Regions from separate parts of the Mus musculus genome. Here region 2 is linked to region 1. The links are chromatin loops, found by intact Hi-C in ENCODE. Cell type or tissue: left cerebral cortex. All regions are shown on one strand. Links, peaks and the distances in the headings refer to the core of each region. The heading gives the core; the rest is flanking DNA. Region 1 holds the start of Myhas (myosin heavy chain gene antisense RNA). Region 2 has its middle 8.1 kb from the start of Myh2.

What was found. Hi-C counts contacts between places; a loop is a spot of excess contacts. Peaks named below come from ENCODE experiments on the same cell type or tissue, not always from the same donor. Only the 100,000 strongest peaks of a DNase experiment are listed, where the experiment ranks them.
Region 2: a loop joins it to region 1, with 6 times the contacts of the local background. A loop is called at or near these places in 3 of 42 quality-filtered maps.

Annotation. Positions count from the first base shown.
Region 1 is chr11:67,222,742-67,238,211 of GRCm38, forward strand. It overlaps Myhas (myosin heavy chain gene antisense RNA), which reads right to left and starts at 14,540. Exons shown (of 2, transcript NR_146138.1): 1 at 14,276-14,540; 2 at 1,455-2,072. Myh1 (myosin, heavy polypeptide 1, skeletal muscle, adult) reads left to right here. Exons shown (of 40, transcript NM_030679.2): 40 at 1,576-1,834. The coding sequence ends at 1,728. Myh4 (myosin, heavy polypeptide 4, skeletal muscle) reads left to right here and starts at 15,071. Exons shown (of 40, transcript NM_010855.3): 1 at 15,071-15,092; 2 at 15,290-15,338. In left cerebral cortex, for the core only: no CTCF peak of the experiment used is centred there; DNase peaks (open chromatin) are centred at 6,222, 6,538, 6,958 and 7,416; H3K27ac peaks cover 2,870 bases.
Region 2 is chr11:67,155,175-67,170,644 of GRCm38, forward strand. No RefSeq gene overlaps it. Among named protein-coding and RNA genes, the nearest start is that of Myh2, 8.1 kb to the right of the region's middle. In left cerebral cortex, for the core only: no CTCF peak of the experiment used is centred there; DNase peaks (open chromatin) are centred at 8,017, 8,800 and 10,051; H3K27ac peaks cover 1,675 bases.

The DNA.
Region 1 (15,470 bases), core at 4,213-9,212:
ATCATGTTCTAGAGAGGGGGAGGAGGAATGTACAGAGTCTTGTCATTGAATCAGCAAGACTGAGGAAGAGAACAGTGTACCTGGGGCCAGAGAACCGGGCAGAAAGTAGCTCACAAGGTCTTCTGGGCCCTGGAAAGAAGCCTGCATCATAATACAAATGCAATCAGGCCACAGAATCAAGGGAAAGATCCCCTTCCAGGACAGATGTGGCCTGCTTTTTATTTTTAAGGGTCCTTACTACAGTGTAGAGAAAAGATTGTTGGATAACCCAAGTAGGTGCAGAAATGTGTGTTTTCAGGTAGGTGTGTGGCTTGTATTAAGGCAGAAATAAAACAAGGAGAATTGATGAGTTTCAGGATTCATCCTGGAGAGGGAAGGCATTAGGCTTGCCAGTAGGCTGGCCCTGGAAGTAAAAAGAAACAAAGCAGGCATAATCCACCAAGTTGTGGTGTGAGTAGCCAGGTGGGGGAAGTAAGATATAACTGAAATGGAAATAAAGGGGACCAGATGTTCCAGATGAAAAGGAAATAGGAATTCTACTTTCATTCCATCGCAAGTTATTGTTACATACACACTAAAGAGATCCAGGGTGAAGCTGAAGTGTCATGCATACTATGGAGGGCAGAAGGTTCAGTAGTGCTCTGACTGCAGCTTGACGCCGTCACATTTCCTCTTCTCTGACTCATCCTAAGGAGTCAAGTATCACTTGTGTCTCTGTGGAGACATATACCTGTACATTGCAGATAAAGTCCTCTGTCCACTGGTGGCTTTTGTTTACCTCCTGAGCTCTTAGCTCTGAGAGGAAGAGAAAGATGAGGAAGAGAGCAAAGGAAGAAGCGAGAACAGACACATACACGCGCGCACCTCGCACCCACAGCCTGGCAAACCACGCACCTTCCCTCCACTCCAGCTCTTGCTTTCTTCTACTGTGAAAGGAAGATGCAACGGCTTTCCCGAGCCACCCCATTTAAAGTCATTTTAAGCTTCGTAAATGTTCTAAATCTGAATGTCATATTTTGCGAAGGTTCTTAATGAGACACTAAAAAAAAAAAAAAGAATAATTACTGGAGACTAAATTAAAACTGGCCTTTCAAAATTCATTACTGTATCTTCAAGCATAATCAAAGACAACTTGGATTATTTTAGAGAATAATAAACATGTTTAATTTCTAAACTTTATTAAGTGGGGGATAATTTATGACCCAAGTGGCAATAATTTATATTCAGTTTGGTGTCACAGGGATTGCTTGTGTGAGTCTCATTCATCCTCTGGAGCCTCATCAGGAGCAATGACAACAGATCCTGGGAACCTGGCACAATCATAGTAGTGTTAGCTTTTCTGAAAGAAAAATTGTTCTTTTCTTTAAGACAGACAATGTCATCTGTGTTTACCAATGACTGCATGAAGTATATGCGGAGTTAATAGAACCAAAAAAAATGTACACACTTGTCTACACTTCTTTGAACATTTATTAGAGTGGATTGGTTTTAAGCAAAAAAGACAGCCAAGATGCACTGACCCTAAAGTCTAGAAATGTGAGCATTTCTTCCTTACAAATGCATTCTTACTCACAGGAGGAACAATCCAATGTCAACCTGGCCAAATTCCGCAAGATCCAGCACGAGCTGGAGGAAGCCGAGGAGCGGGCTGACATCGCGGAGTCCCAGGTCAACAAGCTGCGGGTGAAGAGCCGGGAGGTTCACACCAAAATCATAAGCGAAGAGTGATTGATCCAAGTGCAGGAAAGTGACCAAAGAGATGAGCAAAATGTGAAGATCTTTGTCACTCTGTTTTGTACTCATAACTTTGGGAGATAAAAAATTTATCTGCCAAGAGCTCGTCAGTCTCTTCCTTTCCCCTTTCCATGGTGGCCGATCATTTTGTACATCAGGGAGAGGAAAAAGAAAAGAACCATTGTGCTTATATCTATGACAAACTCCTTAGTCACCCAGGTTAAGCATGGAGAGCAGCCAGGCCAAGTCCAGTAAGTACCACACACATGCCTGAGGGAAGACGGGGAAGCCTGGAGACATGCTTGATCACCTTCCTGAAGGGATATGAACAATCCATCCTAAGAGGGAGTAAACATCAATTAAAATGGCAGTTACATACATACAATCAGAGCAAAAATTTTAAAAATTGTTTATGATTACTGTCAAAAGTAGTTACTATAGTAACTTTACTAAAATGACAGGAATCACTAAACTGGGGTTAGGATTCTTTGAAATAATAGGTGCTCCACTTCTTGCTTGTCTCTATGTAGAGGTGTGCAGACTTGGTTGTCTACAGATGCTCAGATGCTTTTTAATTGCATCTTCTTGGCACTTAGGGATGGCAAAGGAGGATTAAGAATGAATGTCTCTCGTTTCTTCCATTCTTTGGAAATTGCCATATCTTAGTCCTTTTCTGATTTTTGATAGACTACATTAATTATCATATATCTTGCATTTTTATATCAGTTACCTATATACTGAATGCCTCTTCCCTGCTTTCGCTTTCACTAACACACACACACACACACACACACACACTTGCACACAGGTATACATACACACACACACACACACACTGACACATACATACCTGCACACAGGTATACACATACACACACACACACACACACACACACACACACACACACATACGTACACAAACATCTATATTTCTTTTATGGAAAATCTATCTAATGTTTATCATTTTTTTCCAGATATGGTCTAGCATTATACAAAGCATCTTCATGATGGTATAGTTGAAATTGAAATACCTTTGACTCCAAATATTTTAATTGTCATAAATGTGTTTAAAAACCAATCATTAAATGTACATTGACACCCTACTTTCTAGATCTGCAAGACCACAAAATACATATAATATACTGTACAGATGTGGAAAGTCTAGTTATTATATAACACTTCACTCACCAATAGAAATCCTAGATTTTGAGCTCCAAAGTACCTATGAACTTTAATGTATTGCAACAAATAAAAATCATGGTATATAATTGAAATTTTGGCTGAAAATGTCAAGTGCCTAAATGTTTCAGATAAAAGAAAAGCTTCCTACAATGCCGTGACAGTTGTTATTGTCATTACAGTAATGACCGGACCTCTACCTGTGCTGAAAATAAGCACAGGCCTTCCATTTAGGTTAATTTTAGCAGATGGTGAATAAATGAAATAGTTAATGGCTTTATTAGAAATATAACAAAGGTCTTTTTAGAGCAATATATAGCCAGTTAAAAAGGAATAATACACAACTAATCATTTTTAACCTTATCACGCAGTAGGTTAAATTGTGCAGCATCTCTAGACTCAGCTCCTAGAAGATTTTCCCTGTGTTGATATGAAGCAATATGTGTTTGGATCCAATGGGTAATCATAGTGCTGCATCTTGAACTAGACTTTAAAATAATTTACAAAGCAGTTTTAACAATCCTAATTTTCCAATTTCCTGCAAAAGGAATCATACTGCCATTCCATTTAGCTTTTGACTTAGTGGAAAAAAGCAGATAGGTGGACAGATGCTGGCAAAGAGGCAGGAGGGAGCAAAGGGCCTGGCTGTGCTGGCATCTATTAGCTGAATCTTCACTTGATCATGACTGTGCTGGAAAACACAAGCTGTCTACATACCATTGACACTACCCCATCACAAGCTTAAGTTGAAATCTACATGTGCTCTCTCCCCGATTCTCTCTCCAACCTTTACTATCTCTGTGTGTCTCTCTCTCCTATCTCTCTCTGTGTCTTTCTATGTCTTTCTCTCCCTTCCTCTCATCCCTCTCTCTCCCCATCTCCTTCTCTCTCCCAGTCTTCTTCTCTTTTTTCTTTAGCCAGAAATAATATCTCTATCAATTGCTAGAACTACTTTTAGTTTTTAAGAACTACTAGCCTAAGACATGGTATCCTGTATAATTTTAAAAAACCAAATTCATGGCCTTTGGGTTTTTTTTTGTTTGTTTGTTTTTGTTTTTTTTTTTTTTTTTTTACATAAACACACACACACACACACACACACACACACACACACACACACGTGGGGCATTGGGCTATACACAGACAGTCTGGTCTCCCTTGGAGCTGAGGTCTGAACCCCGGAGTGGTGCTAATTCACTTACATGGCATGGTAGGCATTCCCTCATGTCTCCTGGACTCAAGGCTCCAGTTGAAGTTACTGCCCCCACAGCCTCCACAGGAGAAGCGTGGTTAGTAGTCACATAGACAATGTCCCAAGCTTCTGACCTTCAGGCTAGACTCCTCCCAGTTCCCTAGCAACAGTAAAGTTAACAGTCCACCATAACAGGGGCTGCTTGGCCCCACTTCACCCTCTAACCTCTCCTCATTTTCTCCTCTCCTCTCCTCTCCTCTCCTCTCCTCTCCTCTCTCCTCTCACCACTCTCTCCCTCCCTCTTACTCTCTCTTTCTTACTCTCTAGCCTTTCTTCTCTCTTTCCTTTTCCCTCTTCTCTCCTCTTGGCCATGGCCAGTCTCTCTCTCTCTCTCTCTCTCTCTCTCTCTCTCTCTCTCTCTCTCCCCCTGCCTTTCTACAATAAAGCTCTAAAACCATAGACTGTCTCTGTTCATCAAGGTCCACTGCACTTGGATGATGGGATAGGCTTTCTCCTAATGAGCCATTTCTAATCTCCTGATGGAAGGCCTTCCTGTGATCCAGTCAAGGCCCAGACTAAGGACTCTTATCTGCGTGGAAACCACTTAGGGTGTGGCCCTGGGGCCCCTTGTTTCAGGGGCTGCCCCTTGTCCACCCCCCATCAAGTGGGGTCAGTGGCTTAGATGCCCACCAGGGGCCGAGTGAAAAGCGTCTGGCAGCTCTCCCACATCTGCCTGCCCAGAGCATGAGGAACTCTGGCCAGAAGTGGGCTATCCTCCCTTCCCCCTCTTCCCCTACACTGTCAACACACACACATGCACACACACACACACACACACACACATCATAGCCTATAAATACAGCTTTGCTTGCCTTCCATTACCCTCTAACTCTTCCTTCTCTGAGGCTCATGCCTACCTTTGTCAGTAGGAACAGATTACAGACTTGAAGATCCATATTCCTGCTGTGAGCCCCAAAACAAAACACTTTGATTCTGTTCCAGGCCTTCTATGCTCTTTTCAATGCTGGCACTGCATTCTTAGGGAACTAACTACTTGGTGGCTCAGAAGAGCCTTTATAGAACCCCTTCAAAACATATCTGCAAACAAGCCTATTAGTTGTGCGTTCTGAATCATCAGCCCTATTGACAAAGGATCCCAGAGTCTACCTGGAAACAACACTCACATCTGTCTGAGATCCTGCTAACAGAACTGCCAACTACAGCATTCCAGACCCCAAAGCAGCCTCAAAATCCAGCTCTATCACAAACCTACTCAAGTCTACTCAATCACAAACCTAGAGGCAATCCCATGAGTCCTGTGTTGTAACAGGGTAGGGTCTTGCCCATGTAGAAAAACTGAAACTTATATTTGTCCTTTATGTGTAGAGACATCAATGCAAAGTTTACACTGATAATGATCAGGCAAATGCAACACCAGTAAAGGGAATAAGTAAAGCATAATAATAATAATAATAATAATAATAATAATAATAATAACAATAATAACAACAACAATAATAATAATTAACCAGAGCAATGGAGATCAATCAACATTCTGAAAAAGGATTCAAATAATCGTCTTAAAAATCTTATTAAATAAAAAATTTAAAATTCAGAAATGTATAACTAAACAAAATCAGGACAATAATTTATAAACAAAAAATGAAGCTTAATAATAAAAAAAAGAGAGAGAGAAACCAGGAACTGAACATCCAGATCTTAGCACAACTGGCACCATATGAGAGGGACCAATCTCACCTTAAAACCCAGCACACAGGGCCAACATCTGCTAAAATGAGAACAAAGACCTAATCCATCAGAGACCTCGTCCATCTCTCCAGGATTCAGGAAAGTCCCTAAATGTACTAACCCTGCCTTTTGGTGTCTGTCGTTCTGATTCTCTCTAGCTATTCTTGCTAACTAAAGTGTATCTTATGAGGATGTGGTTTTGTACATAAAATAAAAAGAACTGTGAGGATCAGGGCTTGTACAATCTGGGCAAGTTCCCAGACATGCAGACACCCACCAGCGATAAAGACTTTTATTTCAACTTTCTGAGTGTTCATGTGTACTCTCTGGTAGACTTACCTCAAAACACAAGGACAGAACGGAAAGACCCAGTTCCAACATCACACTCAGTCACACAAAAGAAAACCTAGTGAAGGCCAAGATGCACCATTTGAAAGTACCAAATTGTAAGAGAAATGGGGAAAATGAATGAACAAAGCATAGATAGGGATTCTGGAACACTACCAAGTATGCAAATATATGGGTTGTGGGAGTGCCAGAAAGAGAAGAGTGAGAAAGGGAAATAGGAAGCTAAATTAAAGGCTGGATACATTTCCCCCAATTTTTGGAGGGATGTAGATCCGGAATGACGGAAGCTGAAGGACCTCAAGAAAGGGCAACCCAAAGAAGACTACAAGACATGTTAGCGTCAGATTGCTAACAAGTTTAAAAGCTGCAGGAGGAAAGTAACTTATCTCTTGGGAACCTGTAGGAGGAAACCGGTGGGAGGCTAACAGTAAAGTTCTCTACAAACCAGAAAACTTGCACACTCAGTTCTAAAAGAAATAACCACCAGGCGAAAATGCTGTGTACAGAAATATCATCCTTCAGAAACTTTTCTTTCTCCTTAAAAAAAAATTCTTGGCAGACAAGAGTTGAAAGAATTCATCTCAGTAAGAGCTATCATACAGGAAAAAAAAAGAGAGAGTCTTCACATTAAAATGAAAGAACTCTCAAGTCACAACACGGAGACATGAAACTATAAACTCGCTGCTTAAGGTAAACACACAGTCGATGCAGAACACCCTCATATTGTTTGTGTTTGAGATAGTCTCACACCGTAGCCCAGGATGGTCCAAAGAATCTTGTAGCAATCCTTTGTCAACCTCCTAAGTGATGGAATTGTAGGAGGGAGCTGCCACTGCTGGCTTCAATACCCTAACAGAATGGTTACGAAACTTTTAATTCTAGACTAAGTAAAATTTAAAAGTATCAAAATAGCTACAGTTTCAATAACTTGTTAATGGACACATAAGGTAAACATACATACAATGTGGCAATATTTTATGACATAAAATATTTTAACAGTGTGTGTTGAAGTCCTATACCTGTCTTATATACCTGGCTTTTTAGGGTTGTAAAAATATATATTGGGGAAAAGGAAGAAATTAAACAACATTGCTTTGAACATACAATGCAGTATTACAAAGTCATTCAAAAGTAGACCTTGCCATTTGTAACTACAGTGGCTGCCCAGTGAGAACATTGTGCCAAGTCAAATAGGCCAGACACACATTGCACAATCTCATTTCTGTGTGGAGTCTAAAATGTCAGGCTCATAGAAGCAGTGAGTTTCTCCAGGGGCTGAGAGTTGGGAGAAACGGACAAATATTGGTGAGAGGATACAAAGCTCTTGCTTACAGGATAGCTATGTTCTCAAGACTTAATGTGCAGCAAGTGTGATGATCAACGTATTGATCAGGCTGTGGTAAACACTGGGGACATGCATTGTATGTAAAGCCTTGTATATATAAAATTTATCACATAGATTGTCAATAGTTGTTAGCACTAAAGTATTTTAAACTAGGAGAAGCTGGAAATGAGTGTCAGGAAGTGGAAACTGTCTCTCATTCCTACTGTCTTGATCTTCATATAAGGAACTCACCCCTCAACCCTCTTGGGAAGTTTATGCAATGGAATATCTTTCTCTTCCATTTTCTTCCCAAATCCCTTCAAATCTACTGGCGTCTTTCACACTCTCCCATGTTCTCCTTTCCCCAGCTACTGTCTGTCTTTTGAAACTTCCTTTCTGAGTATTGATGTACATACACGGCGTCTTCACTTCCCCCACTCATCAGCTCCTGCGAGCCTAATGTTTGTCCCCTCGTCTCCCTTTCAGTGACATTGTTGTGATCCTTAGTGATTTATTCACTTTCTGAACTAAACGCTGAGTCCTCAGCCCGACTTTTCTCACGCAGATAGAATGCCTCTGACCATCTTTTCCTTTTGGGATGTTCTCTCTTTCTTTCTGATTTCTAAGACTCTGATCTTTTCCGGTTATCTTCATGGCTCTGCCTATCCTATCTTTTCTCTTTCTCTTCCTTTGACAGATCTCCAGATGCTCCTGAAAACTCAGTGTAATGGACTCAAGTCCCATTTTGAGCGCTTCTATTTTTTATGATATTAATATGCCGTAAGTTAATTGGTTAATGGGTTGGTATTGTGTGACTGTTTGACTAATTAGGATGGCGGTGGATGCTGCTACAGCCTTGATAAATGACTGTATAATATATCATCCTTTTATGACCTTTATCTTTATAAATGGCTCACTTACAACAACTCAGTGAAATGGTAATTTTCCCCCCATTTTACAAGTGAAGAATTTGAGCTGTTTGAACCAGGTTCTGATTCAAGGTCCCACATTCACTCTACTGCCATTCAGAAGAATGCGTTTTGGGTAGTATTCCCTCTCCCCCTACAGGTTATTCTCAAACCTGTAGGAGTAAAATTCAGCCTTTATTTCCTCAGCATCATTTTCCTTCTATCTTCTGAAGGCTGTTAACATTGACATGGTAAAAATCTATCTTTTTAAGTGGCCGTTGCGAATATACGCTCCACAAAAGCTTTGTCCCGTCTCTATACTTTAAAGCAATTTGTGCACTAGCCCCAATTATACTATACACTATAACAGCATACACAATCAAATTCTTTGCGTGGTTTAGTGGGTATCACGCACTGTGTCAGAGCAATACAGGAAGGGGTTGTTACTGCAAAGGCCTCTCCATTTTCATTTTACATTTCCTCTCTGTGTGGCTCCATCTAGTCTCCTGGCTTCCAGTACCATCCATGCCCGATGAGCTGTGAATTTATACTTCAAACCTAGCTCTTCCTTCCTCTGAGATCTATGCTCAGTCTCTGCTAATGATCATTTCCAAACCAGAAATAGACACAATGAGTCCATGCCCCTCCTCTGTTTTCTTCAGAGCAAGGTTATATCTAATATCCTATCACAGTAATGACAACAGTTGCTCATGCTCAAAATCTCAGGATCAGCCTTAATAACGTTAGGTTTTTTTTTTTTTCATTTTTTCCCCATACCCAATAAATCAAGTTTTATATTAGTTAGTTTCTGTGACTGTGACAAAATACCATGACCAAGGTCAACTTAAAGGAGAAAGTTTCATTTAACTTATGGTTCCAGAGAGTTAAGAGTTCATAATAGTGGGGACCATATGACAGCAGGCAGGAAATAGGAAACTGGCTGATCACATTTTGTCAGTATACCAGGAAACAGAATGAGCTGGAAGCCCGGATAGACTATGATTCTCAAAGCCCTCCTCCAGTGAAGTCCTTCCTTAGCAGGTCTCCACATCCTAAAAGTTCCATAACCTCTCAAACAGTGTCACTACCCGGGGACTGAATACTCAAATACATGAGCCTGTGGGGAATGTCCCTTATTCGAACCACATGTTCTTTCAAAGGCCATCAACTTCTGTCTTTGCTGCCATCTTCTTCAACCCACCATCACTTATGATCTACTCTGTTACATAGCTGAGCTTCCATCCCAAGTTTCAGTCATTCTCAACCTCAGCCAGAGAGCTCTGACGACATCACTTTCTAGTTTGCTCTTCACATAAAGGACAGATCCTGAAGGTGGTCCTTGACTCCTTTGCAAGCATCACTGGTAATGCTCCCCTCTTAAGAGTGCAGTTAGCCAGCTGTACTAGCTGTTCAGGTCCATGGATTTGGAACTTAGAATATCATGTTTCTCCCGGCTTCAGGAATCCTTTATCACCTCCTACCATCATGTTTTGGCACACTATGGCTGACTTAATAAGAATAAGTCACATCGGCTCATGTATTTGAATGCTTGGTTTCCAGCTGATGGAACTGTTTGGGAAGGGTTAAGAGGCATAGCCTTATTGGAGGAGGTCTGTTACTGTGGGGGAGGGGCTTTGAGGTTTCAAAAGCTAATGGCATTCCCAGCTGGCTCTCTCTGCCTCATGGCCGTGGATCAAGATGTAAGCTGTTCCTCTTCCACCACCATGGACTCTGACCTTCGAAACCCATTTAGCCAAATTAAAAAGTGTGTTTTAAAAGAGAAAAACACTTTCTTTTTCCTTGGCCATTGGGGTTTTAGTACAGCAATAGAAAAACAACCAAGACGGAAGTTGAGACCCACCCAGTTGGCTTGCTGTTCCTCCAGAGAACCTGGATTCAATTCTAAGCACAAATATGACAGTCCACAACCATTTCTAATGCCAATTTCAGGAGATCTGATACCATCTTATGGTTTCTGTGGGAATTAGGGACACATATGATGCACAGACATCATGCAGGCAAAAAACCCCTACAATTAAAAAAAAATTAAAATAGTTCATTTCTCTCAATTACTATGAATTTTTTTGTTGTTGTTTATGGCTCACTATAACTATAGACAATATGTTTCTGTCACATCAAAATGTAAGCCTCATCTATGCAGGCCTGGGGTCTTGTTCTATCTTTGGGGTTTAGAGCAACTACTGGATGCTTTTTCTTGTTCATCTACTGCTTCCAGTCTCATCTGATTGAATCACTCAGCCCAGATCCTGTCTTTTATCCTGTGCTCATCTTCCAACCACTGATCCTTCCCTGTCTCTCCTCTCCCTTCACTTTGCCCTATCTTATCTCTTGGTTTTATGCATTATACCCAGTCTTATCGCAAACGTCCAGTTGTTCTAAGCCATGTCATCTTTCCTCTTCGGTTCTTCTGTTCTGCCTATGCCTCCCACTCACTTGTACATCCTAGCTCATCACCCAGGCCTGTTAGTACTTGCTGTCTTATCTCTTCTCCTCGTTTAGGCTTGCTGCCATATACTTTCCTTCAGGCATTCCACACAACCTCACCTTGTGCTTGATTTTGCCCGATCTCACCTACTCAGTTCCTGTATTGCTTTGTCTCTGTGGTGCAGTCATTCCATCCTGGCCTCTCCTGGTCTTTCACTTTCTGTACTGCTTTTATCTTTAACCCATTTATTACACCATCCTTCCTCTCCTTCCTCCCCTCCCTCTCCCCCCTCCCTAATTCATCTCATCTTCTCTCTCATTATACTACCCTGTCTTTTCCCTCGAGTTCTGCCCTAACTCGCATCTTCTCTCCAGTGGTTACATCTGTCATCTTGGCCCTGTTACTAGAGGCACACCCACATTTTATAATGATCTCTGCTTTACTTGTTTAAATAAAAGCAGCTGTATTTAGTCACATTTTATTTCTGAATGTCCTCCAACGACAGCATGTATTTAATAAGAACACATTTTTTTCTTAGATAGTTCTTTAGCTTTGACCTTTTTAACCAAATGGCAATCATTCACACAGTGAAATTTATAGAGTCCACACATACCCACTAATAACTTGTTCTTGAAAATTAAAACGCTGACTCTGTCTCTCCTCGCAGTGGAATCTTCCCTCTTCACGGCCATGCCTTGTGGATGTGCCACCACGAGGGAAGGTAGTGCATCCTCTTTCCTCTCCTTCCAGCACCGTGGCAGATGCCAGTTGTCAGCAGTTGTGGCCCTGGCATCCTGCTACTTTTTTCTACATTAAAGGTTTCCTAGTGTCAGATCTCAAAGAGATAAGTAAATCCTAAGATTTACTTTGGCTTTTAATCTCCAAGACCTCCTCCTGGAGCAAAATAGCAAAGCAGGTCTTGCTGTCTAGCTGGGATCAAGCAGGCAAGGATTCAAGGGGACATGAGCAGGAATTAAAATTATCTGCTGATTTATTTCTCATTATAGTCCACCAATACCCAGGAAATTAGATTCTCAAACACTAATTACTAATGTTACCTGGATGGTGGGGACCACTTATGATTCCTCAACCCTGAAGTGTCAGACAATGAGGAAGGAAACACCATTAATTTATGTTTAAATACTGCACCAGGAATCAATGGAACCCTATAGAATGAAGTGAAGCGACTGTTACAGAGAGACAAAACATTCCATTCTTCCCATTCTGAGACTTGCTTTCCTAAGACTCTGTGCCCTGAGTTAATTATAACATCTAGTAAGTGCTTCTTCCTCTTCGAATAGTGGGAGGAGGAGGAGGAGGAGGAGGAGGAGGAGGAGGAGGAGGGGGAGGAGGAGGAGGAGGAGGAGGAGGAGGAGGAAAGGTGTAGACAGGTATGGAAGGAAAGAAGTGCGTGAGTAAAACTCCTGCACATGTTGGGGCCAGGGCTGACTATGTCACCAAGACAGAATTTTCCCATTTATATTCAGCAACATAAGAACACAAGTCTTGACATAGTTCTGACTTTTAGGTTCATATATTTTCCATAGTTCTGTGTGTTGTATCTTGGTTTTAGCTTATTTATAGCTTCCTGGTTTTGGAAATGTCAACTTCTGGTGGGTAAGTATGTGCAAGAGGATGTTGTAGCAATACATGAAGCTGAGTTAGGGGGACGGGGGAAAAAGAAAGTTGGGGAAGCGTTCATCAAAACAAAGTGTGTAGGAAGAAGATATATGTCCACCTATGAGCTTACAACTCAGAATAGAAAATGTGGAAGGAGAATACACCTGATATGGCGGACCAAGGAAAGGGGAAGAAGACTGAAAGTGAAGGCAGGACACCACTGGAGAAAGTTTGTAGACCACAATTAATGGCTGGCATAGAAATGAATCCGTAACTTTTCCCAGTAGTGATGTTGTGGGAGTCTCAGGGTAATTTAATAGAAAACAAATACCAATTGGACTTGCTGAGTTTTAAGATGTTTTATTGATGTGCTGTCATGGCTGGACACCACAAAAACCAGGCTATGAATATCTCAGTCAAGGTTTCAACTGTGTTACAAAATGTATATCAAAACCTGAAAAACCTGTCTACTGGACATTCCCTAAGCACCTACAATCTTTTACAAATACTTTAACTTTCTGGGAGATTCAGGAGTCTGTGTGCAACTGTAACCTTGCATCCCTAAGAGAGGAATGTGTACCTCAGCGCCCCCTAGTGACATTGTTCTGTGCATTTTATAAAGACATGTGCAGCATTGAGACTATATCCCAACTCACACATGGTGATATAACTTAACACAATGACTTACAACACACAATTAACTTTTATGACCATGTAAGGTTTAAACGGTGTTAAATTTTTCCCAGATGTGTTTGCAATAGATAAGAAAATATATACAAACTCTCAGAATCCTGTATTTCCTCATCTGTGAGGATCATAGGGGGAATGCCAGCAAGAAGTGTTTATTGGACTGCTGAATAGCGCATCCAAAATACACCCTGCTTTGGAATAAGGCGGGCCTTCCCACATGTATGTAGTCATAAAGTACCAGGAGAGTACAAGAGAGCTCAGATTCCTTTCCTGTGTCCTCTATTTAGACATCCCTTGGACAAGCAAGCCCAGAGGAATGGTGTTCGCCCTCTATCAAGGTCACTTCTCTTCTCTTCCTGCCCATGATCCATGGTATTTTCTGATGTTTATTATTGTGGTCCCTGCTGGTTGGCACTATTGTGTCATTGTAGTGTCTCTGGGGTTCTCAAGATTGTAACTGATTAACGGTCTGATGATGAGGTCCGTAGTCAGTCTCTTTTAGCTACTAATGCACAAGTGAGCTCTCTGCCTCATTCAAACTTTCTTCTTTCATCTCTCAGATCTAGATGCTTTAAATAAATAATTATTACGCCTATAATAGTGATAGCTTGTAAAAGGGGTGACAAAATGAGTTGTGAAAATCTTAGAGGGTCAGAACACTTTTCTTTCCGGCTTTGAGCCTAACACTTGGGGTAAATCACTCACTCAGTGTGGGTGGCTGCCATGGAGGGTAACCTATTGTGTAGCATTACATGCAATGACAATTTAAAAGTATAAAAGATTTTACCTGCCAGCCTGTGAAAGACAAGTTCACCTGATAGAATTATAAAGCAACCATCTACTGAATTTAGCAATTTAAGTCAGGAGAACAGTGGTTGAAAATATCAGGCCAGATCACAGGGACAGTTAGAGTAGATTTCCTGTCATATTCAGCAACAGCTGTGCCTGTATCAAGTTAGTCAAATCCAACTCGGCCTTTCAAGGGCACCGTGGAGGCCGATCCACCCACCTTCTCTGTCCATGGGGAGAGTTTTGTGGACAGCATGCCTTTCCTCCCACCTTAAGTAAAAGTGTGTAGCACCCACCTCATTGGCGTCACCGCTAGCCTTGAGCCTTTGCCTGTACCCTAGGAAATCTTGTCTGTATCTCCTTCCGTGATGCAGCAGAAACACTCATGGGTATCACACAGCAGTCTGTTGCCCCTGCAGTGCACGAGGGAGACGTCTATGACAAACCCTCCAGAAACGGGCCAGACAAGTTCATCTCTGTCCTGACTCCCTCTCCTCTTACTACCAACCCCTTCCACTGCCTAATCTGAGAATTCACTTTCTTCCTCATGGTTAGACCTTCAGACTTTAGAAGAATCTATCACCAGTCTTTCTAAAACTCCAGCCCTTGCCTAAGAATTTTTATCTTAATATCTGTCACTCGGTGCTTCCAGTCACAGTGTCAGATCTAAAGTTCACTCCAGACTCCGTAATGGCTCTAAGCACTAGCAGATTAATTAGTCCCACTCGCCCCACACCGGGCTCGTTCCTGTGGAAACAGCTTTATAGGCACGAGAGTGAGTAGGGACCTGGCTTTGAATTCTGTGATGAATGATACAACACCCAAGCCGGGAGAAACAGCCTCCAAAAACCCTGGATCTCCATTCCCTATCAGATGCTTATAAAGAACCCTAGATCATCCCCTGTCAAATTATTTATAGATGACAAGAAATATTTCTAATTATATCCATTCACAGCCACAGTCAGTGAATATTGTGTAAAGAGATTGCCAAAAATGGTTTTGCCAAGTAGGTCCGCAGCTAGGACAGCTGAGGTGGCTGCTGTGTTTGCAGAACAGCCTCTATAAAAGTGAAGCTGGGGTGCCTCTGTCCTGTCCTTCCTCAAACCCTTAAAGGTAGGTATGTGTAGCAGAGCACTTGGCTAGCTGTGCACTCCTGATGGGAGCGGGTGCTCATGTGAGGGAGATGACTGTTCCTTCCCAAACTCTAAGTAATGTCGGCATCCCTGAGAGAGGCATTGCACACAATATAGCTCTAGGACTTTGTCATATAATGGGGGGAAATACCCAGCATCTCTTTTTTCTTTCAACAGTACTTGTCTGACTCAAGCCTGCCTCCTTCTTCATCTGGTAACACAAGAGGTAAGAGAAATTTATTATTACCTTCCAGAGAACAAAGGGCTCTCGCTATTGTTAAGTTTTAATGAGTAACTGTTTTATTTTCTACCTTATTATTGGGCATAGGAGCAACTGGTCTTCATAAGTAGCTTCTCA
Region 2 (15,470 bases), core at 5,246-10,245, 67 kb before region 1:
AATTCACCTGACTCTGCCTCCTGAGTGCTGGGATTAAAGGCGTGCGCCACCACTGCCCGGCTATATATTATTCTTAAGAAGAGAATACAGTGGCAGGCAATGCATAGTCATCACCGGGGTCAAGGGTCATGGCTGGAAGAAAAGGTGATGGTGAATAAGTGGAGGGTTTTTTTGTTTGTTTTGTTCTTGTTTTCTGAGTTTTTTTTTGGAATGATGATGAAGCTGTTCTGTGTCTCGATGGTGGCTGTGTTCACACTAATTCATGGATGTAGCCAAAATCAAAGACATGAGCATTGACCTCTAAAATTAATTCTTTTTTTCATTAAAGTTTCTCATGTAATTTTGAAGTTGGGATCGGAAGTAAATACTAAAATTCTGCCAGAAGAGAAATCATATAAGAAGAATGTAGATATTCTGAACAAAGTGTCTGAAGACCTGCTCTTCCGTTGCAACCTTTTATGAGATTATCATGGCTAGAGTGTGGAACTGGTTGAAGTGGTATGAATTCAGAGAGCTGTGGGCACAGAACACAAATCAATGGGAGAAGCTGACCCCAGTACATAAAGGTTTGATAAACTTAGTTCATGAAAACTTTAGTACTTTCAACCATACCCATACGGGCTGCAGTCAGTTCACCCTACCCAGTAAATTCTTGAGGGTAAGATTCAACCAATCCCAGATGGAAAAGGTTTGTATTGCGTCTGTACAGACACTTTCCCTTTGTGATTTCCCAATAACTGGGTCTAACAGGTATTTTTTTTAGCATTTATATATTACATGAAGTATTATAAACAGTCTAGAGATGATTTAAAACATATGAGAGGATGTGGGAAGGAGCCAGGAAAACACTAGGTCATCTTGCACAGGGGACTTGAACACTGGTGGGTTGTAACATCCAGTGGGGCACTAGACCCCATGCCCCTTAGATACCAAGGACGGACTGGATTAAGTAATTTGAAACTAATCTATAACTATCACTTGGAAATAACGTTTAAGGGCTGGAGCGATGACTCAGCAGGTAAAGGTGATGGCCGCCAAGCTTAATGACCCAAGTCTGATGCCCAAGTCCCACACTGTAGATCAGGGCAACTGTTTCCTGTTAAGTTGTCTTATGACTGTCACACATATGCTGGGTATATATGATTCCCTCCATGTTGATAAATAAATACATAAAATAATTTAAAAGTAAACTTTAAAACTTCACATTATACAAAGTTAAATTTTAGATGCAACAAAAAGAACTAATTGTATAAAACAAGATTATAAAAGCATTTTTTTTCAGAATCGATGAGAGAGTTCACAGAAGTATAATTTCTAATGGAGGGGTGGGGAGCCCATCAGAAATGAAATAGAATATATTCACAGTATGCAGTAGCTATATTAACATATTTGCCCATATGAAAAGATTATTTCTTTTTTCTTTTTGGTTATTTTATTTATTTACATTTCAAATGTTATCCTCCTTCCCAGTTTTCCCTCCACAAACAAACAGATTTTTTAAATGTAGAGTACAATTTCTTCTCTCTCTCTCTCTCTCTCTCTCTCTCTCTCTCTGTGTGTGTGTCTTTCTTTTCTTTATATTTCTTGTTTCTTCCTTTCTTTGTTTTGAGATGGGATCTCATGTAGCTCAGACTGGCCTTGTACTTACTATTTAGCTGAGGGTGACCTTGAACTCCTGATCCTTTTGCCTGTCTCCTGGATGTTGGGATGACAGTCATGTACCATCATGCCTGGTCAATATATTTCTTTAACTGAAACATTTCATATGTGCCTATTATAACTGTACACAAGCTAGTCTAGAGGGCTGTATGCTCCACTGCTTACAGAGAGATGGAAGGGCTAAGGTGAATGGAGAGCACTCATGAATAACTTCACTAGTTAACTTTTAAAAGATCACTGATGTACACAACAGTCTTATTTATTGTAAAGCATGAACTAACTTTGCCACCCCCCCCCCCACACAATCTGCTTGAGGAAAGGGATTTGAAAGAAGAACCTAGAGGAATTGGAGAAACACTTCATCCAAGATGTCCATGAGAGCCTGTCCTAAGAAAAGGGATCCACACTGGGTCATGCCAGAGTCCTCTTGGCTAGAAGGGCTTTTCATTCAGGCAAGACCTATCACTTTTCCACCCTAAGCCCAGTGCCCCAACAAGAAGCAATTGTTGAGGAACAAGAGAGACTTTCTGATCATCTCCAGGACCAGGTTATGTTCACCCATTTGATTTGCAGTGTTTTGTGTATGAGGAAGAAAAGCAAAAACAAATCAAGAAAACCACTGCATCCTAGGCTCCGAGAGATGGCTCAATGGTTAAGAGCAGCGACGGGTTTTGCAATGGTGACCGAGGTTCAGTTCTCAACACTCACGTGATGGTTCACATCCATCCACAACTCCAGTTCCAGGGGATCCAATGCCGTCCTCTGACCTCCATGAACACCAGATACACAGGTGGTGCACAAACACATAGGCATGCAAAACATTAATACACATAAAGTAAGTTGATTTTAAAATGAAGAATGCTGTATCCTGTGATCTTAACTATGATGACTAGTCTGGCCATTATTGTTAGTGCTAACCAATAGCTAATGCCTAGGTCTACAGAGATGCCTTACTAATCATTTTCTGTGGGGTTTATAGATGTAAGTCATTTATGAACATTAGCCATAATACAAGAGGTGATGTTGGATAAGAAAGAGAGGGAAGGAAGGAGGGAGGGAGGGAGGGAGGGAGGGAGGGAGTTAAGGAAAGAGAAGACAAAAGGGAGAGGGAGAGAGAGGGAGAGAGAGAGAGAGAGAGGGGGAGAGGGGGAGAGGGGGAGAAGGAGAAGAATGTCTCCATTGGAGAAGCCCTCTGTACACAAAAAGCAGGAACAAGTATTCCCCTCCTGGCCTTACACAGGATGCTGGAGGCTTGGATAGTCACACTATCTGACTGTCGTTGTCTTACCAGGCTTCATGATTGCCCAGGCCTCTCCCCACCAGAAGGTGATCTTCATGGAAGACACACAAGATGAGATGCATAGAAAAGCCCTTCTCATCTCAGCAGAGGAAGAATTTGAAATACACAGTTCTGAAAAGTGCTCAGTGATTCTATGAATATATCAGGTATATTTATTCCCACACATAAAACTCCTTTTGTTAAAATTACTGATGCTGCTAGTAATAAGAATGGAATTTAAAATGACTTTAACGGAATAAACGACAATTCTGTCAGGATAAATCAAGTCCTGCGTCATGTTTTAAAGTTATCTTTTGTGCTTATAATTTTACTTGTGAGACATACTGCTACAGGGGAGAAATTCCTCAAGTTGTGCTCCTAATTTAAAAGTCCTTTACCGCTTGGGCTTGGGTTAATTGGAGCTACTTCGGGAATTCCCGCTGAGTTAATTGTCATAAGGTTGCTTCTAAAATTGTCCTTAGGACAAACGAGGCCTTACTACTTTAGGTAGACACAGCTCCCCACAAACAGCAAGAGTGAAGTCTTTTAGAATGGAACATACATACCATTGTTCATAAAGACATTTATAGCTTTAAGGTTATGAGTCAGTATTTCTTAGAAGTATTAAAGACCATTTTTCAGCACAGCAGGAAATTGGTTTGCTCATGTAACAAAGACTCTCGGAGTACCAGGTAAGATGGTGCTGGACAACCTGGACAACTGCTACTGGTGTATACAGTTTTTGTAAATAATGTTAATCTTCCTCTCTTCCTCCAAGAAGAAATGAGGGTCAGCTGAGGAGCTCCCGCCTTCTCACAACTGCTGGAGGAAGCCTAACATTTGCACGAAGCACCTGAGTCCTTCAGGGCTTCCTTTCACTCTTTCAGGCCAGCCTGAAATATTCATCCTGAATGACTATTTTCTAGCTGGAGTGCGAGTTGAAGGGACCGAAGATGAGCTGAAGATGTTCTAACCCTACAACAGCTAATACAGCACACCATATCAAGTACTTCCTGTCCATTGTGTCATCTGGTCACCACACAATTACAATAAGGAGGGAACAGAAGCTGTCAAAAGTTTTTCTTTGTAGCAGATGTCAAGGTACTGAGAACAAGTGGCATCTGAGCTCTCAGCATTTAATGGGGCACCTACACACATCTGTACCCCAAATCTCAGGGCACTTTGTGGAAGAAGGAGTGATCTTAAGAGTCATACTATAGGAAGGAGGGCTGGTAAAAACTATGCCGCTGGTGAACTCACAGTAGCCACTGTTGCCTTCACAGGGCCATACAACACTGAACCAGTAAACATTCATTCCCCCAGAGGGCTTATGGGGCCCTGTCTCATGCAGGGGAACTAATGGCAGTCAAGGGCTGCCAAAGAAGAAGCCATTGCTTTGAGTGCTCAAGTCACTGGTGAGCTACAGAACCAATGCATAGTGTTACATCTGTGCTTGTGGGTGGCCCTACGTGACTCCATTTAAACACATGGGTCATGAACAAAACCAATAAAAAGATGTCAAAGTGGGGTAGAGACTTGGTGGGAGGGAAGAGGGGTTGGTGGAGGTAAGAGGAAGATGAGAGGGGGTTGAGGAATGAGTATGACCAGAATGTTTTACACACACACACAACACACACACACACACACACACACACACACACACACACACACTCATACTCACACACATTCACACACACAAATAGTAGGTAGGTAGGCAGATAGGTAGATAGTACACATACTATATCTACATATGTATAATATTGTCAAAAAATAAATTAGCTTTAAAAAAGAGTTTCAAAAAAGTTAAGCAATATGGTCCAGGCCACTGAGCCATACATTTCAGCATCAGGATGTGAGATGTCCTAGAGCATGGCTCATCATCAGCGAACATGAAATGGACACCTGAGGTGGAGGCCCATGTTTTGAATCATCACTCCACGTTAGATTTGTATTTCCTTCATCACCATCTCCCTCAAGATGTTGACTGCTTTCACTGTGCAGATGGCTTCTGTGGTCATTTCATGCTCTGAATGAGAACTGTCACATGGGTTCTATGAGGAGTGAAAACAGTCCAGTTATATGCGAGCAAATAGGTAAATTAAGGAACATCTGTTTGCTAAGGACCTTGCCGATCTGTGGAGGGTGAGGAGGGGATGGAGCTGGCTGTTTTGAGGACTTACTTCTCTTTTGTGTTGTGTGCTCTCAAAGGCCTTGGAGAATTCCCCACTTTGTTTCAACTGATTTGCATGTGATGAGGAACTGGGTAAAGGATATGAGAACTACAGCCTTTTGGAGACAGTGGTCCCTCACAGCATCAGTTGTTTCTAGCTCTGTTCTATCCTCTATGCAGAAGGATGTCCTTCCTTTATTCTGTAGGTAGAGAGTTCTGTCCCACCATAGAGCGGAAGTTCAGAAAGGAGCAGTGAGCTGTCATAGAACAACTTCTCATAGAAGAAAAAAATTAAAAAATTTAATTTGATGGAGACATTTGAACTTTTCAAGTCTGACCTTTTGGCTAGTTTTTTTTTTTTATTTTTTTTTATTTTTTCAAAATTCTTCGTAGCCAGGTCTCTAGCTGGGAAACTCTTTGATGATCCACAGGGGCACGATCTGTGAAGTAACTGATGTGTGGCAATAAGTGGCACCTTCAGAAGGATACCCATCTTCCAAGGGCCGGTCACAGTTACTTCTTGTAAAAGACATCAGATATGAGAAATAGGATTGCTCATTATTCAACTTATGAGGCTAACAGACAGATAGCCTTCCTTCCTTCCTTCCTTCCTTCCTTCCTTCCTTCCTTCCTTCCTTCCTTCCTTCCTTCCTTCCTTCCTTTCCTTCTTTCTTTCAAGTTCAGCACCTTCGGGGATGTCCAGACCATGTACCAAGACAGGCCGCTAATGTGGAATGGTGAGCTACATTGATGCCCTTTGACCTTGTGATATTTATCAAATGGTAGGACTTTATTCTGTCTTTCCTGAATTCTCTGTATCTTCTGACTCAAACTTCAGTGCATAGCAAAATCCTAGAGTTTGAGTTTCACCCCTAAGTTTCTGATACCATAGGTCAGGGATGGGGCTTGGTAACGTGTGCAGATACCAAATTCCTAAGCGAGGCGGCAGCTGTGAGTCTGGGGACACTTTGGGTGCTGGTGTCCAGGACACAGAACTGTAGAACCTGCAGACAGTTCTGACGTGTGCCCAGCATCACAGAAGAGCCATGTACTCATTAGCATGCGGATTGAAGTGTGGTATAGGGAATATTGAAATAAGCATAGATGTTACCCTTGAGGTCAAGAAACCCTTACAGCAATAGGAAAGGCTTAATAGGTTTTCATAGACAACTCAGATGCCTTGCTGAGTAGGTGTTATGTGGTTGGCATCTCAGCAGGGATGGAAAGGCTGGAGAAATCTGCACATTTTGGAAATTAATGATCTTTGGACTCATTATAGAAAAAAAAACAGTGAAAATGAACTCAGGGTCTTTTTCCTTCAAATATGTTACAGGCAGTGTCTTAGTCAAGGTTTCTATTCTGCACAAACATCATGACCAAGAAGCAAGTTGGGGAGGAAAGGGTTTATTCAGCTTACATTTCCACATTGCTGTTCATCACTGAAAGAAATCAGGACTGGAACTCAAGCAGGGCAGGGAGCAGGAGCTGATACAGAGGCCATGGAGGGATGTTCTTTACTGGCTTGCTTCTCCTGGCTTGCTCAGCCTGCTCTCTTATAGAATCCAAGTCTACCAGCCAAGAGATGGCACCACCCACAAGGGGCCTTTCCCCCTTGGTCACTGTACTGGCTAGTTTTGTGTCAACTTGACACAGCTGGAGTTAGCACAGAGAAAGGAGCTTCAGTTGAGGAAATGCCTCCATGAGATCCAACTGTAAGGCATTTTCTCAATTAGTGATCAAGGGGGAAAGGCCCCTTGTGGGTGGGACCATCTCTGGGCTGGTAGTCTTGGGTTCTATAAGAGAGCAGGCTGAGCAAGCCAGGAGAGGCAAGCCAGTAAAGAACATCCCTCCATGGCCTCTGCATCAGCTCCTGCTCCCTGACCTGCTTGAGTTCCAGTCCTGACTTCCTTTGGTGATGAACAGCAGCATGGAAGTGTAAGCCGAATAAACCCTTTCCTCCCCAATTTGCTTCTTGGTCATGATGTTTGTGCAGGAATAGAAACCCTGACTAAGACAGTCACTAATTGAGAAAATGCCTTACAGTTGGATCTCATGGAGGCATTTCCTCAACTGAAGCTCCTTTCTCTGTGATAACTCAGCGGTGTCAAGTTGACACACAACTAGCCAGTACAGGCAGCAAGTTCCAATATTAGTGACAGCACTTGTCACCATGTCAGTTGGGGGTCTCCAGAGAACAGAATCTATATGACAAGTTGATGGATGGCTGGAAAGCACTGTCTTTGTAGAGATAAAGACATTTTGAGCTGTAGAACTGAGACCAAAAGGCTAACCAGGACAGTTCCTAGAAACTCCCTAAATTATTGAATATTTTATTTATTTATTTATTTATTTATTTATTTATTTATTTATTTATTTACTTGAGACAAGGTGTCACTATGCAGCCCTGAATGGCATGAAACTCACTCTGTAGATCAGGTTGGCCTTGAATTCATAGAGATCTGCCTACCTCTGCCTCCTAAATGCTGGGATTAGGTTGTATATAATCACATTCTGCCTATTGCTTGTCCTTAGTGCCAGCCTAGATCATTTACTTTAATATGACCCCAGGAGGGAGTGTCTATTTAACAGTTAGCCACCCCATAATGAGTCTGAACCATCCAGGAAGGATGGGACTTTGCTATTCCCACCATCTCTTTCCTCCCAGCTGTGATGTACTTTTGGCTAAGTATGTGCTCGTGTGCTGAGCATGTTAGTAAGCTCCCTGTTACTTTAACAAACACTCAAGACAGTCAGTTTGCAAACAGAAAGGTTTATTTTGGCCCAGTTTTGGATGTTCCATGACCGAATGGCCCCATTGGTTTGGGCCTTTGGAGAGGAAGCCATTTGCCTCGTGATGAGGAAACAAGAGGGAACAGGAAAGATATTAGCAAAGTCCAAGACCACATTCCTAGCAACCAAAAGGCTTCTAACTACAGAATCTACCAGCAAGCTGGGAACTAGTCCATGAGCTGTTGGGAGACTTTTCAGATGAAAACTACAGTAGCATGAATAAGAAGGACACACCTCCCCCAAATGCACACAGGCAGTGGAGTTCAGCCCATCAGATCTCCACAGGCTGTCTAATTTGAAGAATCTTCAGGATTAGCTAATTAATGTTTTCCCACAGGATATGCTTTATCATGGGGGATATCAATGGTTTTTAATTTGTTTTTCTTATTTGCTCAAGGGAGAAGGAATACAGGAAATGAAGCTGTGCCTTCCAACACACCAACCAAAGCAAATGAATGTGTGTATGTGTTTGCCTGTGATTTACAATAAAAAAGGGCCAAACAATGAGAAAAATCCATGAAAACTTCTGTGTTCGATTTTCCAACGTGAATGGAGCTGGGTCTCCAGCATTGGCTTCTGGAAGCTAGGCCGCAGGCTTCTGTCCTGTGGTCAGTTTCTTGGGTCATGCCAAGTTTTAGCTTCTTCACAGGACCAGAGCTTCAGATGGCATGGCCATCCTTCTCTTCACATAAAAAATATCCTTCCTCCTCAAGCTCTAAAAATACCCTGGGCCTTGGAGCACGGCCTCCTTTTCAGCAGCTCCTCTTCACCGGAACAGTTGCTTGACCTGGAGCAAGCTGAAACCAGAAAGGACAAAGAGTCTGCTTGGTGGGGGCGGATGCACTTGTGGGTCTCCTTGAAATGCCCAGTGTACAGAAGGAACAACAGTCTTTGCCTCCTCAGCCACGAGATCCCAGCCCACACTCTTTGCTTTGCTTTTCTCAGGGAAGGCTTGGATGTGGTATTTTTAGTTTGCTTTTGGTGGGAGATGATTTGGCAAGATGAGATCAAAAGCAACTTGACTTTTCATTCTTGCAGTTGAAATAAAGTAAAGAGAATTAGGTTACTTGGTGATTTCTTTTCTTCCCCCCCCCCCCCCGCCAGCTCTAAGAAGTTAACTTTAGAAACCTCATTGTACTCAAATGAAATAAAATTCCTCAAAGAATTGGTGGCTAGACTTTAGGTCATGTAGAAGACTGTTCAAGAACTCCATGGTTTACTATTCTGGATTCATGCCAATGCGTTCTCTGTCTCTCTGTCTCTGTCTGTCTGTCTGTCTCTGTCTCTCTCTCTGTTTCTATCTGTCTATCTGTCTGTCAGTCTGTCTCTCTCTCTGAGTCTGTGTAACTCTGTGTATCCCTCTTTCTGTATCTCTCTGTCTCTCTGTGTTTGTGTGTATCTGTCTATATCTCTGTGTCTCTCTTTCTCTGGGTGTCTATGTGTATCTCTCTGTGTGTCTGTCTCTGTCTCTTTGTCTCTCTGTGTCTCTCTGTCTATGTTTCTCTCTCTCTCTCTCTCTCTCTCCCCCTCCCTCCCTCCCCCCTCTCTGTGTGTGTATTAGGACCTCACTCACATACACCGAGCAAAGCCATTATCCCCAGGCCATAGCTGTGTTGGACTAGCATCCCTGTAACATCCTTTGTTGTTACAGGCTGTAAGTCAGGCTGGTGGAAGAGCATAGGAACTGGGCAGAAGTATAAAGCATAGCTGTTTCCAGTTTCAAGAAGCATCCACATGAGTGAGGACACTGGTCCAGTGGGGAAGGTGAATGGTTAGGAGTCCTGACAGAATTCCTGAATGTGTTCTGGGGTTGGGAAGAAATCAAGGGGAGGAGTCAGACAGGGACAGGTCAGTGGAGCTGATAGCCATGTAGAGGATGGAAAATCAATCCGAGGGTACAGAACTGTGTGACAAATGAAGCAAAGAGAAAAAAAAACGAGGTGGAGGAAGCAGGTGCAGTGGAGTCTGAGGGAAGAGGACTGTGAGCTCAAGGCCTGGCCGCATAGCAAGACCTTGTCTCCAAATAGCTGGGGAAACAATCAACCATCAAACAAGTGGAAGGTTTGTGGGGAGTGAGGGGAGGTCAAAGGTCTGACGACATAGGCAAAAAGGAACCGCTCTGGTCAGCCCTGTGAAATTCTGGAAGAGGACAATCATTCTCAATGAGTTAGTCAGCATAGCCACTTCTGACACATCCCACCCAGCCTGTCTCCCTAGACTCTTTCCTCTTACAACACTTCTCCAAATAGACCGAATTTTCCCTCTTCTTAACTTTGCTCTTTCTGCTTACATTTTTGCATCAAGAATTTCTTTTTCCCTGGACTTGACACTGTCAAATCCTTTACATCCCTTCATGGACTCTAAGGGGGATGCGATCAAAACACATCATATACGTGTTGGGAATGCCACAGTAAGACCCATTATAATCTAAAACAAGTGATATATGCTAATAAGATTGCATAAATTATAATAAAATAATTCTGTTTTTTTCCTGCCAACACGTTGAGTTTGAAGAGACTGAAGGAACAGGATGGCAGAGATTGGGTACAGGTGGCTCTTTCATCTCATCTTCTCGGGGCTCTGTATTTAAATCTTTTACATTCCAGGATAACTATTGTTATATTTATTACTTTAGCTTTCTCACAATGGTGTATGGGACCCAAAGGCGACCACTTTACTGACTCACATGCCAATCAGCAGCCCAAGGGCTTTAGAATAGCCTGGAGTAAACTAGACTCAGGGGTGCATGCATTAGGCTGCAGAAGCAACATGGCTGCAGTGTGATCACATAAGACACTTCATTCACTCCTGGATCTTGGTTCCAAGAGAAAAAGTAAAGAGGGTGTATCTGTCCCATCCATGCCTGTTAAAAAAGATGGCCACTCTCAAAAACCTATCTACAGTTCAAGAACTCCTGGTAAAGTGTGCACTTATTGAAGTAATGGGTGCTTATTCTTAGCCATTAAAGCTGTGCATATATTGATGCCTGTCATGTAGGAATGGGGACAATAGAGACCATGTATGCACACTGATCATACCTCCCAACTTCATTGTTGCCTGGACATGGGTTTTACATGAGCAAACGCTGACATGTGCACAGGTGAATGTGTTTTGTCTCATGTCTAGCAAGACACCACTTCTCCAGATGGCTGTAGGGGCACATGCTTACTATCCCACCATCCCAACACTTGAGAAGGAGAATCCCAAGTATACATAGCCTGGGCTATGTATACAGCAAGAGCCTATCTCAAACAAGCAAAAATTTCTCCCTTTGTTTTTCAATTATTCTTTCCTCAAGTGTCTGGTGTGTCCCCACACTCAGATACGTTTACAGTTAGAAGAAACAAAATATGTTTAGACTCAAGGGAGTTGGTCTCTTGCCTCAGTCTTCCGTAGTCACTAGGATCTTCACGCCCAGATTTTGTGCTTTCTGCTGTGGCACTTCTGGGTGAGGGAGCCTGGGTATGGCCACCTTGCTCTGTCCTAAGCACTCACCTGGATTTTGTTGGGCTTTAATACAGTACATTTTCCTGGACAATTCCATCTATGAGTGAACACAGATTCAAAACTTCCTTCTTCTATACTTGTTTCAATGTAGCACCAAATAATGTTGGAGTTGTTTAAGGCTAAATATGGAACAACCACAAAGCCACTTCAGATACAGAAAATCAAACTTAAAATGACTTTTGAATGATCACATCATCTGTTTCGAAAATTTTAAGTCATGGGAATCTTCAGGCCTTCTGCTGCTGTCATTTTGTTAGTTTGTTGTTGTTATATTTATTTATACTCTGCTCTCTCTCTCTCTTTCTCATTCTCTTTCTTTCTGTCTCTCTGTCTCTGTCTGTCTGTCTCTATCTCTGTGTTTGTCTGTGTCTCTCTGTGTCTCTGTCTGTCTCTCACTCTCTCTCTCTCTGATACTTGTGGGATTTGGTTCTCTCCTTCCATCAAGTGGGTCCTGGGGCTTGAACTCAGGTCATTAGACCTGGAGGCAAGAGCCTTTACCTGCTGAGCCACCTCATTGGCTCCATTTTTTAGTTTATAAAGTAATTGCTTAGAACATGCTGTATCTGGATGTTCAAGCATGTTTATGCAGGTGGATTGCTGATACATAGTTACCAAGTTTGGAGCAGCTAAACAGCAATTCCTAGAAAATTATCAGTATCCATTGCTTTCTGCTTACAGAGCCATGGGCCAGGAGTTTGGTCTACTGCAGAGAGAGAAAGAGAGAGAGAGAGAGAGAGAGAGAGAGACAGAGAGAGAGAGAGAGAGAGACAGAGAGAGAGAGAGAGAGAGAGAGACAGAGAGACAGAGAGACACACACAGAGAGAACTGACCCTCTGAAAACTACCATCTCCAATCCTGCTTCTTCTAAGCCATCATCTTATATTTCTAATTCTGTGTCCATACTTCTTACAACCACAAGTGATTCTCTTTAATTTATAAATATTATTTTAGAAATCTCCAGCTTTTATTTTAAAAGCAATAATAGAAACTGGTTTTTCTTCCTGTGGGGACTGGAAGCCTTTCTTTCTTTCTTTCTTTCTTTCTTTCTTTCTTTCTTTCTTTCTTTCTTTCTTTCTTTCTTTCTTTCTTCCTTCCTTCCTTCCTTCCTTCCTTCCTTCCTTCCTTCCTTCCTTCCTTTCTTTCTTTCTTTCTTTCTTTCTTTCTTTCTTTCTTTCTTTCTTTCTTCTTTCTTTCACTTTTGTTCAGTCTTCCACTATTATCAAGAATAATAGTGTCCAGTGTCCCAGAGGACAGCTGTTAGCCAGTTTCTCCATCCACTCCATCCATTCTCCACCCACCAAATCTCCAGTCTATGCTATGATTTCTTCACAGCTATCATTACTGTGACAGCTTTGTGTGTCTTATAGGACCAAATTGTGGTTCCTTCATTAGGTGGAATAATGGAGAAGAATGTGTGGGTGAGATCTGAACTTGACTGTGATAAACCCGGGAGTGATAAGGAAGAGAGGAGGAGATTCCATGAAGACAGTGGGGGCTCATATGGAGCCTGGTGCATGATGGGTAACTGGGATGACAAGCAAACAAACCTCACTGTAGCAGAAAGTTCAACAGAAGCACTAACAAAACACCAGGGCCACCGTAATCACAATCGCTACATCAGCTGAGTAAGCAGGGGTACCACACACTGTTCTAAGTTTCTAGGCCTTCTATAATTTAATCCTCAGACACTGCTATGCACCACTACTTTTTTATCCTTTTATATTGTGGGAAATGGAGACTTGGGAGGGTATTCTAATTTTCCAAGGGCATACAGCTTACGTGTAGTCGAAACATAAATGCAGGTCATGAATGTTAAGACACGCCCTGAGTGTGCACACTTGGGTTTTGGGGATACTTCCTAAATGTTAGCTCCTACTTTGGGTTTAACAAGGGTAAAACCCAACTCCTACACTGAAAAGAACTTGGACCCCATACTTTTAAATCTTGCTGTTATGCTGATTTGAGGAGACTTGAACCACTTTTCAGTATCCTTTTGATTCTTTAGACCCAGTCCTCCTGTAGACAAGATCAGTGGCTGTTGTTCTCCTTGGAACCTCTCTTCACAGCATAGAACAACACTCACTCTTGAATTTCCCCCATTTCTGACTTTGGCACCAGATTTGAATATGACAATTAGCCCAGGGGGTGGCCACGGGAAAGAATTAGGCCAATTCCTTTGATCAGTGCTGAAATCTAGGAGCCACAGAAGGGATATTTGTCCGGAGTTGTTTTCAGAGTGGAAAAGTACACTAACCCAACTCATTGGGTCTATATCCAAAGTGCTGGTTAGAGTATTGAAGAAGATTTGCCAGTCACAAGTCAGGAACCAAAAGGCAAAAGGAACAACTAGGGCACGTCTCTCAAACACTGGGAAATGAGTCTTTGGATTTTCTCCTTCAACACAAAAAGGCGCCACACCAGGTATTCTCTCTCAAGTAGCACAACATCATACAACATCTGAGGGAGGAGCGCACAAGGGGCAGAAACAATACACACACTCTGAGATGACCGAGTCACTCTGAAATGACCCGAAAGTGAACATCAGCTCAGAAACAGCACAGAACGAGAAATACTTAATAAAACTTAAGGAAGACGTTCGTGGGGACCAGAAATAAAATAAGAGAATCTCTAAATATCAGATCAGACACTCATACTGTCTGTTTAATGGAAACCTGAAGCATAGCTCACCAAAGCAGAAGTACTCATGTGTCCCAGCCTCAAAAAAGCTACAGATGCATCGTGGAATGTTGATCCACTCAGTGTTAGAGGAGCAGATGGGACATGACCTTGGGGCAGCCTTTAGCTGTGAGATAACTGGACAAGGGTCCCTTGAGAGTAGCCTGGGCTTTGCTGGAGTTTGGCTGTGTTCTCTTTCTCCCCACGGGGAGGCAAGCACAATGGTGTCTTTGGCCATGTGTTCAGTGGAACCAGGAAGGACTTCAGAGGCCAACTGAAAGTGTGGCGGGCCCTGTTGTTGTCAAGAGACCCCAGTAATTGCTGGAAAGCTGGTGTTCCAGGATGTTTGGGGCAGGGCACAACGCCCAGAAGGCACCAGCTGAAGGAAAGGTGCTGAAGGGGAACTGTGATCCTGGGTCGTGGCTCAGACTGAAAGCTCCAAAGTTTGAGCTTTGACTGCATCAGGCACTTCTCCGTGTCTGTGACTAATGTGCCCTTTGACCAACTTAGCAACTAAGGACTTTTTTAGCACATGGGTTTTTTTTTTTTTTTTTTTAAATTACGGCTTCATCAAGTCTTGAAGTAAAAGAGTTCAAATGGGTCAACATTCTACTTCCATTATCCTAGAAAATTCAATATTATAGCTCATTAGTGAAGGCAGAAGAGGAGTCTGGCAAGGTCTTCATGCATCATTTTAACTGGTATGAAAAGCATGATTAGGCTTTCACTCCCTTTGTGTGCGAAGATCTCCACGATGCTAATTACCAAGAATTCAGAAACTGCATCACTTAAAAACTTTTGATTAGAAAAGTGTCATATTTTGAGCACAAATTGAGGTGTGGGTTTTTGTGTGTGTGTGTGTGTGTGTGTGTGTGTGTGTGTGTGTGTGAGATCTAGCTCAAGTTTTTCCCTAACAGTTTAAAAAAGATATTATTCAGAAGCTCGAGATAATTCAGTGTTTAATATTTTTTCTTAATATGGTAGATATTATATTTGCTATATTTTATTAACAAAAGAAGGGGTGGACATATAAAGAGCGTCATTTATGTAGATACAGCCAAATCAAATCTCTCCCATGTTCCTCTAGTGTATTACACTCTCCTTGTCATTTTTTTTCATGATGTACTATGATATAAAAAACATTGGGAAGTACTCTCAAAAATCACCTTTTACAACTAGTAAGTATTCAACTTTTTCCCCCTTGCATACATGCCAGTGAGGAAGGAATGTCATGTTACTATACAGAGAAACAGCTTGGCTAAAGCTGTTGTTAATTTTTTTTTAATAAAGCCAGGAAATTCTGGGAATGTTAAGGAAACAAAGAGAAGATCTTTCTCTCTGCTTCAATTGTTGAAGGCATGCAACTTAATTTTGCTGGGTTGGAGAAAG